Linked DNA regions of Homo sapiens: regions 2 and 3 are each linked to region 1. A link is an interaction called in ENCODE POLR2A ChIA-PET data of the cell type or tissue named here. Cell type or tissue: B cell. All regions are shown on one strand.

What was found. ChIA-PET counts read pairs that join two places held together with the same protein. Peaks named below come from ENCODE experiments on the same cell type or tissue, not always from the same donor. Only the 100,000 strongest peaks of a DNase experiment are listed, where the experiment ranks them.
Region 2: POLR2A ChIA-PET joins it to region 1 with 6 read pairs; 3 of 35 experiments call an interaction of 5 or more read pairs at or near these places.
Region 3: POLR2A ChIA-PET joins it to region 1 with 7 read pairs; 2 of 35 experiments call an interaction of 5 or more read pairs at or near these places.

The regions. Positions count from the first base shown.
Region 1 is chr6:156,161,078-156,165,077 of GRCh38, forward strand. All of the region lies in intron 4 of LOC101928923 (a long non-coding RNA gene), which reads right to left. Among named protein-coding and RNA genes, the nearest start is that of SNORD28B, 220 kb to the right of the region's middle. In B cell, no CTCF peak of the experiment used is centred here; a DNase peak (open chromatin) is centred at 2,464; H3K27ac peaks cover 482 bases.
Region 2 is chr6:156,385,197-156,389,196 of GRCh38, forward strand. No RefSeq gene overlaps it. Among named protein-coding and RNA genes, the nearest start is that of SNORD28B, 8.4 kb to the left of the region's middle. In B cell, no CTCF peak of the experiment used is centred here; no DNase peak of the experiment used is centred here.
Region 3 is chr6:156,026,791-156,030,790 of GRCh38, forward strand. All of the region lies in intron 4 of LOC101928923 (a long non-coding RNA gene), which reads right to left. Among named protein-coding and RNA genes, the nearest start is that of MIR1202, 82 kb to the left of the region's middle. In B cell, no CTCF peak of the experiment used is centred here; a DNase peak (open chromatin) is centred at 2,111.

The DNA.
Region 1 (4,000 bases):
CCCAGATGATTTTAATGTTTAGAAGAAATACATTTGAAAAGTGTTCAACCATAATAACAATGAAGTTAAAATGTAAGCAATAAAAGGCTATTTAAAACAAAATTTTATATGATCAGCTTGTGAAACAATATTGGGGTGATTCCAGTGCAATTTCTGACAGCAATCAATATCAAACGATAGGCTATCAAGAGACACCAAAATATTATATTCTTTTAGAAATTCCTCTTGGAAAAAAGAACAAAGGAAGAAAAAAGATATAAGCATAAATATTCACTGCAGTACTAACACAAAAGAAAAAAATGGAAACAACCTAAGTGCCAACTATGAGAAAGATTTAATTGTATATTTTTAATTTGCTGAAATATTATAAGGAATGTTAACAAATCAGCTAAGTTTTTGCAATAACATGGAGAAATCCTGGCCGTACAATGTTAATTGTAAATGTCAACTATATGATCACTCCCATACTATGGTTTTAACTATTAATATTATAAACAAGTAATGGAAAAGCAATTTAGAAGACAAAATAAAAAGAGGTCTGCTATAAAATAAAAAGCTATCATGAGAACCACTCCACCCGATCCCAGACCTCTGAAGTGGGGTATTATGTGCCTGTTATTATGGGGGAAACATCTGCTGGTAGATCAGATGCTGTTTTAAGGAAGAAATAAAAGAATTATGCACGTGTGTTGGAGGAAAAAGAAAGAAATTGCATGGGGGAAACATTATTCTTGTTTTATTCTCAAAATTAAAACATAGGTGATAATATAGCCTAAGCAGATATGTATATTGTTGTTGATTGTGTGCCCCAAAAAGTCATGTTTAAGTCCTAAACTCCAAGACCTTGGGTGACCTTATTTGGAAATAGGGTTTCTGCAGACGTCATCAAGTTAAGATGAAGTTATACCAGGATGAGGGGAATGACTGGTGTCCTTTTTTTAAATTTAAATTTAAATCTTTAATTTAATTTTTTTATTATTATTTTTTGAGATAGGGTTTTGCTCTTGTTCCCCAGGCTGGAGTGCAATGGTGTGATCTTGTCTCACTGCAACCTACACCTCCCAGGTTCAAGTGATTCTCCCGCCTCAGCCTCCCAAGTAGCTTGGATTACAGGCGCATGCCACCACGTGTGGCTAATTTTTGTGTTTTTAGTAGAGATAGGGTTTCACCATATTGGTCAGGCTGGTCTGGAACTCCTGACCTCAGGTGATCCACCTGCCTCGGCCTCCCAAAGTGGTCGGATTATAGGCGTGAGCCACTGCACCAGGCCACTGGTGTCCTTTTGAGAAGAGAAAAATGTAGACACAGACACACACCCAGGGAGAATTCCATGTGATGAAGGCAGGGAGCTGCGTTCACAAGGGAGCTGCGTTCACAAGGCAAGGAAGGCCAAGGAGAGCCAGCAGAGGCTGGAAGAGACAGGAGGGATCCTCCCCTAGAACCTTCTGAGAGAGCACGTCCCTGCCAGCACCTCCACTTTAGACTTCCAGCCTCCAAAACTGAGAGAGAAGAAATTGCTGCTGTGTTAAGCTACCCAGTCTGTGGTCCTTTATCGCAGCAGCCCTAGAGGACTAACATATATAAGCAAGCTAATTAATATCCAGGGATACCGCATTCTAAAATATTACTTTCTGGTTATTAATACTTATCAGCCAAGAAATTCAAGCACTGTTATTTACATATTATAAGACCAGGCTTTGCAAAACTCTTTCAAAGTTAAGGGGCAAGTGTTAATATCATTTTGGAACTGTACCGGCAGCATGGCACTGTGACTGGGGGAGTCACAAGACACGGGTCCCAATATTGACTCCATCACCCAGTGGTGACTTTGAACAAGTCACAACCTCTCTGCGCCTATTTCTTGCTTTGTAAAATGGTGATAAGAATTGTCTCATTGGGCTATTGTGAGAACATTAGCTAATAAATGTAAAGCAATTAGAACAGTAGCTGGCCCGTTATAAGCCTTCAATAAATGTTAGCTATAATTATCATGTCTGACTAAACATTTTGGTTCTATTCCCATTTTAGAATTACAGAAATTTCACAGGCATATATTTAGAATGCATATATCAATTTGTAAATTACTTATATTCCACTATATCAACACTTCTCTCTTCCTAACTCCAAGTGATTCCTACTCATATTAAGTTATATAACCTCAAACGCCCTGATCCTAGGACCACGAGAAAAGGTGAGTGGGCAGAAGCAGGGAAGAAATGGAATATAAAGAAAAGATTGCTGATTTGAGTTCTTCTGGAATTGAAATTCTATGAAGCAGTATCAGGCAGGATCAAAGAGGATCAGAGGTTTGAGCGTGGCTGCTTGACAAGCCAGGTGCTGAGATAAGCAGCATCCTCTGCGTCAATGTAGGAAATGGGACATTGGTTTTACTTCTTCTCATGTGGATCCACAATTGAGTGAGAGTTACTCAGATGTCTGGGCTACACTTGGCCCATATTTTTGTACTCACTGGGGGACTCTACACAGGAAATACCTTCAAGCATCAGCAGAGTGTTCTGCACAGCATCATTCAAGTGAAAGGGTGAGATATTTTCAGGATAATTCAGGCAAATCAGTTGCAAATTTGTCAAATGACTGTCCCAACCATCAGTTTGCATATTAATCTGTTCATAGTTGTCACTATCCAGAGGTGGCGGAGGTTGCAGTGTGCCAAGATCGCACCATTGCACTCCAGCCTAGGCAAGAAGAGCAAAACTCCATCTCAGAAAAAAAAAAAAAAAAAAAACTTTTCAGAGGCCAGGCACGGTGGCTCATGCCTGTAATCCCAGCACTTTGGGAGGCTGAGGCAGGTGGATAATTTGAGGTCAGGAGTTCAGGACCAGCCTGAACAACATGGTGAAACCCCGTCTCTACTAAAAATACAAAACAAATTAGCTGCTTGTAGTGGTGCATGCCTGTAATCTCAGCTACTTGGGAGGCTGAAGCAGGAGAATCACTTGAACTTGGGAGGTGGAGGTTGCAGTGAGCCAAGATCACACCACTGCACTCCAACCTGGGCAACAGAGTGAGACTCTGTCTCAAAAAAAAAAAAAAAAAAAAGCTTCCCAGATATCTTACATATTTATTGTCACCATAACTACCTTGCCCATCTCTGTGGTAATTATGCCTGCAATTCTCTAGGCCTCCTCTTTAATTGTACCTCATAGGCTAGTATGAGCCTGGGCCTCCAGCTAAGAAAAGGTGGTAAGTGAACAGCTCTCACGGGGGGAAGTGTAGCACTATTCAGTGCCAGAAATTTCTGAAAGAATAGTTCATATTTCTGAAGGCCAAATCCAAAATTTGCTCCTGCTGAGAAACTAGCTATTGAGATGTCCCTGACTAATCTACTGGGCTTTCTTCTATAAATTAAGTATAAAATAAGATTGCTCTGATAAGTGGTGTATACTGTTTAATAAATTTTTAAGCATGCAACTTGCAGTAGTATTCAAACACAGTATCCAAATGGAATTTAGTCCCATGAACCAGTCCAGGTTCAAAGTCACCCATGAATAAATGCAAGAGGAAAGCAAAGCTTGACAAATACCTGTGTTGTCAACAGAACCAAGAAAAGGACATTTGTAGAGAAATGGAGGTGGGGGGACTACAATTCATATTGTCAATGGTATTGGTGCTGACATGTTGCTGGCACCTCAAAGAAATAGCTTTTATTGGATGTCAGCTTAAGAAGAAGAAAAGAAAGGAAACAGAAAAAAAAATTAGCTGAATGAGTACAAGGGAAAAGATCAATAACTCCCTCTGATGTTTTTTTGGCAAATTGGCCAAGAAAGGTCTGAAGTCTTTACTGGCTGACAATTCTGGCGTCTTTCCCAAGTAGAAATGTTGCAGCCAGAAACTGCACTTAGTGAATTTAGTGAGACAATTAGTTTGGGAATATATATTAAAGGGAAGAGCACAGACCAACAGATTGTCATCAAAGCACCTAGGTCTACCCTGATCCCATGCAATGACAACTGGTTTATGTTATCTGGGCCAGACCTCC
Region 2 (4,000 bases), 220 kb after region 1:
TGGCCACCGTATATTCAAGAAATCCTTCAATCCTCTCACTCTTACTATGAGGTGGATATTATCATTGTCATTGTATAGATGAGGAAGCTGAAGCACAGCAGTTAATGAACTTGCCTATAGTCACCCAGCTAGTAAATGGCAGAACTAGAATTTGGCTCTGGTATTCTGCCTCTAGAATTCACTTTGCTAACCAGTAAACTCTACACTTCTCAACCCTCTGCATCTTTCTGGAACTGCTGCTAAGCATGCAAGTAAGGATTCATTTAACCAAAAATTTATCTTCTACATTCAGTCTGACTTGGATATCAGACTGAACGTCCAATGTAGACGTACACACATTGTATATTATTCTCTTTTTATGGTACTCTGTTAAGATGAAAATAGACTAGGGGCAGATAGCTTATTTAGTCATTCACATTTTAGCATGAATTAGTTTGATTTAAAATTGTTTCCTTATACCAATGGAGGAACCTGGGCTCATATAGAAGTGTATGAGATGCTATACTCGGAATAGCTCAGAGAAGAGAGGATTAAGAACAAACTTTTCCCCTTCACAAATCTCTTGTGAATCAAGACATTCTTTTCTCTTATCCAGTTTCTATTACCTGAAGTATACGACTGCATGCTTCACTGGGCACAGGTTAAGAGATCAGCATAAAGGTCAGCCTTTCTCTCCATGAGCCCAACCCCACAAGGCACTTATAGAAGGACAATCTTTGGTGTTTATTATAAATGCACATCTGTCTCACCTGGGATGAAGCGTTCTAGTAACATCAAAAATTAGTATGGCTATTATGGAAAATGGCATGGAAGTTTCTTAGAAAACTAAAAATAGAATTACCATGTGATCCTGCAATCCCACTTCTGGTTATATATCAAAAGGAATATGTACCCTTTGGTATGTCAAAGAGCTACCTGCACTCCTGTGTTCATTGCAACACTATTGACAATAGCCAAGTTAGGAATCAAACTAAAGTGTCTATCAACAGATAAATGGAAAAAGAAAATATGGTATACACACACAATGGAATACTATTCAGCCTTTAAAAAGAACAAAGTTCTATCGTTGGCAACAACATGGATAGAATTAGAGATCATTACGCTGCATGAAATAAGCCAGGTACAGAAAGACAAATATCTCATGTTTTCACTCAAATGTAGAATCTAAAACAATTGAATTCATAGAATCAGAGAGCAGAATGGTGGTTACAGAGACTGGGGGCTGGGGAATGTGGAGATGAAGGTCAAAGGGTACAAAGTCTCAGCTATGGGGGTATGGATTTTTTCTTTTTTGAGTCTACTGCAATGCATGGTGCATTTACTTAATCATAGAGTATTGTACATTTCAAAACTGCTAGGACAGTACATTTCAAATGTTCTCACCACAAAAACTTTCCAGTTTTTGAGGTGATGGATATGTTAAATAGCTTTATTTAACTATTCCACATTGTATGCATAAATTATAATATCACTTTGTACCTCACAAATTTATACAATTATAAATTGTCAATTTATAATAAATAAAGTTTATAAAATGAAGGAAAAAAATAAAAAATAAAAACTTCATGGGGTCGACTTTCCAAGTAAAATACCAATGGTAGAAAATATGCAGGAAAATAAATACTAATTGATTTTACTAATTTAAAAACCGTAAGATGTCAACACAGACTATGAACTAAGTTAGCTAAGTTTGTTTGTTTTGGGGATTTTTTGTTTTTTTTTTTGTTTTTTTTTTTGTTTTTTTTTTGAGACAGAGTCTTGCTCTGTCACCAGCTGGAGTGCAGTGGTGCGATCCTGGCTCACTGCAAACTTCACCTCCCATATTCAAGCAATTCTTCCGCCTCAGCCTCCCAAGTGCCTGGGACTACAGGCATGCACCACCATGCCTGGCTAATTTTTGTATTTTTAGTAGAGATAGGGTTTCATCATATTGGCCAGGCTGGTCTTGAACTCCTGACCTCGTGATCTGCCCACCTCGGCCTCCCAAAGTGCTGGGATTACAGGCTTGAGCCACTGCACACAGCTTGTTTGGTTTTTTTTTAAGCAAGCAACCAGTTAGGAAAAAAAATATCTTCAACCTACATTCCTGGAGCCTCCATCTACCCAGTCTATCCCTGGCCAAGTCCTGTCTCTCCAACATCTTCTCACACATCACTGCCTGTGGGAAGCCTCAGGATAAGCCCAATAGTCTACATAGCCCTGTAATACTCTTGATTGCAGGTTTTCATCATTTATTTCATATCCATTTTCCTGCCTGAACTTTATATCCACCAAGGCAAGGATGGGAACTGTCTCGTTCACCATCAGCTGTTACCTCTGGGACTTGGGTGCGAAACTAGCTCTCATGAATTAATAAGTAAAAGTAAAGGATTGCTACTGTATGAACAATCTTACAAGTCAACAATAAAGAGGGAAACACTCCAATAGAAAAATGGGCAAAATGAGTATGTATGTAAAAATAAATGTAAAATAAAATCATGACATCATTTTTCAACCATTTTCCCTCTCCTTTAAATTCAAAAACAAAATAAAATCAAAGGAAAACTAACACATACCTCCCTTAGATGTGGGGAACGGCCACTCTCATAGGCTGCTACAACCTTTCAGCTGGGCACCTTAGCTCTATGTATTGGCTTCTTTAAAATGTGCCTGCCCTTTAGCTCAGCGATTTTGCTTTTAGGAATATGTCCTAAGAATATACATAAATATTAATCTATGGAACAATCAGTGCATCATTGTGTACAACAGCAAAGAGAAATCTAAGCAATAATAGCGGATTAGTTAAATTATGCACATGAGTAAAATAGAATGATATGCAGCATTCTTAGTGAACATTTATTGATCCTTGTATGGGCCAGACACTGCTCTAAGTATGTAGCATGCAGTGTCTGACTTAATCCTCAGAACACTTTATAAAGTAGGCATTACTATTACAGCCATTTTCCATGGAGGGAAATTATGATTTAGAGAGATAAAGTAACTTGCTCAAGGTTGCACAGCTAGGAAGTGGCTGAACCAGAGGCAGTCCCCAAGGCCAGGCCCTAGGTCACAAAGCTATCTGCCCCCATGTTAAAGATGTCCAATGTACATTTAGTGGCATGGAAAGGAGTTCCCATGTTCCTTATAGGTTCACTTAAAAGATAGATTACAAGATCATATATAGTACACAATCACCTTTTTGTAAAATACATATTATACTAAAATGCATGTTTTTACATTTATGTGCTCACATGCATATCTGTGTCTTTATCTTTGCACAAGGACTAAAAGAAAGAATTCACATCTAAAGGTTCTCTGGGAGGCAGGGTCGTGGGATAATGGGGTTTTTCTTTTCTTTTTGCTTACTCCAATGTTTCACGGTTTTCTAGAATGAGAATAGGTCACTTGTATGATACTTTTAAAAATGTTTTCAGTTGACCTCCAAGTAGCCTAGAACTTCAGAGGTCCTTATATATTACCCAATCTAATCTTCTTCCTAGCAAGAAGATGCAAGCCTAGAGAAACCAAGCAAGTGCCTCCCAGTGTCTTGGCTAACTAATACCAGAGCCAGGATTGTGACCGGGCTGCCTATCCCCGACCCCAGGCTCTTAGAACCACCTCCACCCCAGGAAGGCATCTGACTGTGCTCACCTGCACAGTGAAGAAAAACACAACTTGGACACTCACTCATTGGACACTCACTCATCCTTCTGAGCATTCAGCCACCTACCTTCACTCGCTATAACTAGCATCCTGAGTGACACCCTGCTGCCCTACAAAACAACGATGCCCTGGGAGATGAAATGCCTGAAGAGCATGACACTGCAGCCTCCAACCAGCTCCGGATCATTCTTCCTAGACCAATGACTCTGAACAGAGAAATCTATCAGCATCCCCCGGCAACATCTTCTGAAGATGAGGCCTGCATGGAGATTCTGACTCAGTGGGCATAGAGAGGGGCCTACGTCAGAACATACTGAAAAATGTTTCCGTGCGAAACTAATGTACATCCCCAATTAAG
Region 3 (4,000 bases), 130 kb before region 1:
ACAGTGGCATTTGATAAGTGCACAGGGAACATCAGATCATCCAGGAAAATATCTTTGTCATGGGTAACTTCAGCCCATTCCACATTTGAATATGGCAACTCCATTCCATAATTAGAAGGACAGATTAGGATGGATGGTGTAGTTATGATGAATAATAACGTTATCAGTGCTAGTGGACTTTTTTTTTTTTTTTTTGGCTGTTACTATAATACATTTAGAAGCAAGAGGCTCTGCATGAGGTTTGGCCCCCATCCCTTCTGTCTAGTTGTTCTCTATCCTGTTTTAAAAATTACTCTGGAAGTACAGTCCTATAAAGAGTCTGTTTGGAGTGCAGGTTCTACAGGGAATTTCTTCTAATCCCAGTCTTGAGGAATTATTAAGAAATTGCTTTATTTAACTGATAGCCTGCTGGACACAGGAAGCACAAACTTGGCAAGAGCAAAACAGAATTTCTATTTTCTCCCTCTCCCATGAGTGGGCTGCTTCTGTACTCCTGCTTTGAGTTAATGCCCCTACCCCAACTCCGTTTCTCAAACTGGGGCCCTTGTTGCCATCTTGTCCCTGCCCCTAACCCCATCCCTTCAAGGCACAAATAGATCTGACACTTGCTTCTCCCACCCCATCCTTCCACCCAGGCTCCACTTCACTTCCTCATTTCTCTTCTGAAATATCACAAAACACCCCACAGTGTCTTCTCCCTTCTAGTGTCCTCTTAAATTTTAATTCCACATGACTAAGAGTAAACGATCTATAGGTAAAGTACGGCTATGCCACTTCCCTTGTGAAATCCTTCAGTAGTTTCCATGCCCATGGAATAAAGTCTAAACTCCTCAGATGGACATAAATGTCACTTTTTAACCTGGCCCTGCAAAATTTCTCCAGCTCTACTCCATGCCTTTCATTTTTTACTTCATCCAAACCCAATTGGTCACAATGTTACCAATGTAACTGGGTCTTTGTTCACACTAGACCCTCTCCTGGAATGCTCACTCACATTTCTTCCTCTCCTGACCTTCTCTTGACCTTCAAGACATGCCTCCCGGCCTCACGTCCTCCAGGAATGCTTCCATGACCACCTGGGCTGGTTAAAGGATTGATCTCTCCACCTCAAAGCATGTGGAGAGGATATGCATGGAGCACAGACATGGTTCTCCCTCAGCACACGCCTACTACAGGAAAATGATCTATTAAAATAATTTTCCATAGTATAAGTTCTTTTTTATCTCATTCCACACTGTGACTAGCATGATTAGGAAGCATGACAGGCTTTGAATATATTGAAGGTATACGTTTTGAATATATAAGTTTTGAATATATTGAAGATACACAATTTGAATATGTAGGTTTTGAATATATTGAAGATATACGCCTGGCACTCTTTCAGGCCTTTTCATGCGTGTTTTCTTATTTGCTTAAAATGTTAATTACCTGCTGATCAGGTTCTTCTATTCAATGTGTGGGAAGAACTAACAGGAATCGGGCATTTCCCACCGAAGGCAAAAATAGGTCCGCAGCATCCTCCCCCTGAACACAAGAAGCTCCCCAATGCCTCTCACATTTCAGTATTTCAAAGCAGGTTGAGGTGGAGAAGGGAAGAAAACAGTCGAAATGAAAATGGTTAAGTTAATTAATTGCAAGCTCGCTTGTAGGACCAGCACGTTTATTTAATCAGTTGCCTAGTAACCCTGCCTGTGTATGACGTGAATCTGATTAGCCTGCGGCGGCAGCAAATGATGGGCCATTTTTTTCTCCCAGCCACCAGTGCTCCCAGCCTGCTTCCGTGTGCTTTGAGGTTTGGAAAACCCAAATTCCGCCTCCTGCCCCCTAGCATGGAGGTTGTGAGGTGGAAACAAATTCTCATCCTCTTTTTTCTTGTCTTATCAGTCTCCACAGACCCCACAGCCAAGTGAAGAAGATCTTTGCATGAACACGACCTTTCAGCTGGTGAATCAGATGACCAGAAAAATTCCCCACATCAGTTTTCTTTATGGAGTGACCTACACACCAAGAAGAGCCGCTCAGCTCTCAAAACTGCTGTCATGTAGATACCTACGTGGATAAACAAGTAATGTTTCCACAAAACACTGCAGGTTAGGGCCTCTGCTCATGGCAGGATAGAGAAGGCAAAATAAAGAGGGGGCTTTGGACTGTTGGTTTTGCGTCATGTAAGCTTTTTTAGTGACCTTTAATGGGGAGAGAGACTAGATGCTGAGTTTAATCACGTAAGACCAGCTCAAGACAAACGGCACAGTTTTGTTTCCTGTCTGGAAAGAAAAAAAAAATTACTCATGCACTAGCAGGAACTGAACGCTGAACACTCCTTTGGTGCTAGATTTATTGGAGGATTTGACGACAAGAATTTGCTTGTAGTTTTCCACCTTCCCTGTGCTATTTTCTTAGCCAGTCATTTTGAATACTCCCCTTCCCCATCTTTATCCCCCAACCATTCCTGTTCTTAAGCCAAATAAAAAGAAAACATCACTGAAATAAAGACCCACGGTTCTGCTTTGACACACCATGACCACATTTTTATACTATTATGAGGTAGGGTATTTTTTTTTTTCTATTTGTCAGTCTCTGTGGATAAAAGACTCCATCTTCCATAAAGAATCCCCACCAGAAATCTTTCTAAGCCCTCAATCAGAGAGACACTCTGCCATCGTGCTGAGCAAAAGCTAATCTAATTAAGACAGGATCTGCTAAATTTAATAGCCTGCTATGAATTTTTACAGACATCTGGTAGCTGGAAGTTGGAACAGCTCTCACATATAAAATTCACATTGTCCAGATAACCAATATCGGGGTCAAATATTTTCTTTCTTTGGGGAACTTACATTGTTTTGGTAGGAACGCTATTTTCAAATCGTGATATCCTACAGGTAAATGCACTGGAAAGAAGATTGAGGATTGAAACTTCAAATCTCAGCTTTCCATCTGCACAGTAAAGACAAAGATGCTTCCATTGTCCGGTTTTATGGAGAAATCTGAAAACGTACACACAGGGCTGGCTTCACGGGTGGCGCCCAGCGTTAGCAAGTCCTTGCCTGGTGCGAGGCGCTGCTCTCCTGTCTTGAAATTCTTAATTTTTGAACAAGGACACCTGCATTTTTTATTTCCCACCAGAGCGCACAAATTATGTAGCCACTCCTGTGTATATGAAACTCTTTGCTTGATGCCAGTTCCATAGCAGACACAAAATAATTAGAATGTTCTCCTCCCCATCATACCCTTCAACTTAAAATTATGAAATCCAAGCTAGTAGCTTTTCTTTTGCTTCTGAGCAGGACAACCTCTTGACTGATGGTCTCATCTAAGAACCCCTACTACCACCTCCACCAACGATAGTCATATCTATTTGTATAAAATGAAATTACAGTAATCAAAAAAAGTTAAATTGTATATATGCCTATATGGTTGTATGTGCAAAAATTGCCAGTTATTACAAAAACTGATACTGATTATCTCTGAGGCAGAGAACTGATAACAGAAATTGGGCTCTGGAAAGGGACATATTTTTTACTTCATTTGTCCTTCTTTTTGTCTTGTTTTGTTTTACCGTATGTGTGTTCTGCCCTTGAAAAAATAAAACAAAACCTAATTTTGTTTGACTTAGATCCCAATAATCCTAACTACACAGATATATAAATATACATTCACTCTTAACTGTTCTTTGAAGAGGGAAATCTAAGTAAGGCATAGCTTCCTCAAAATCCAACCAATTGTCCCCAGTTCTAGAAGCATGAGTTACTTATTGAGGTTGGTGGAGATTTCCTCCATCCACCTTATGTTCCATGGTCCACCCCAGAGGGAAAGAGAAGAAAGGGGTGTCAGTGTTCTTTTGGTAGAAATATCACCCCACAAAATTTCCTGCACCTCAGAAAGCTTGTACACCCATGGGAAACTTTCCTGCCACCTGAAAACAAAGAGAAGCAGAGCAGCCCATTAAAAATGTATGTTCTCACAACATTTTGCCCTGGGACAGCGGAAAACCATAGCATCT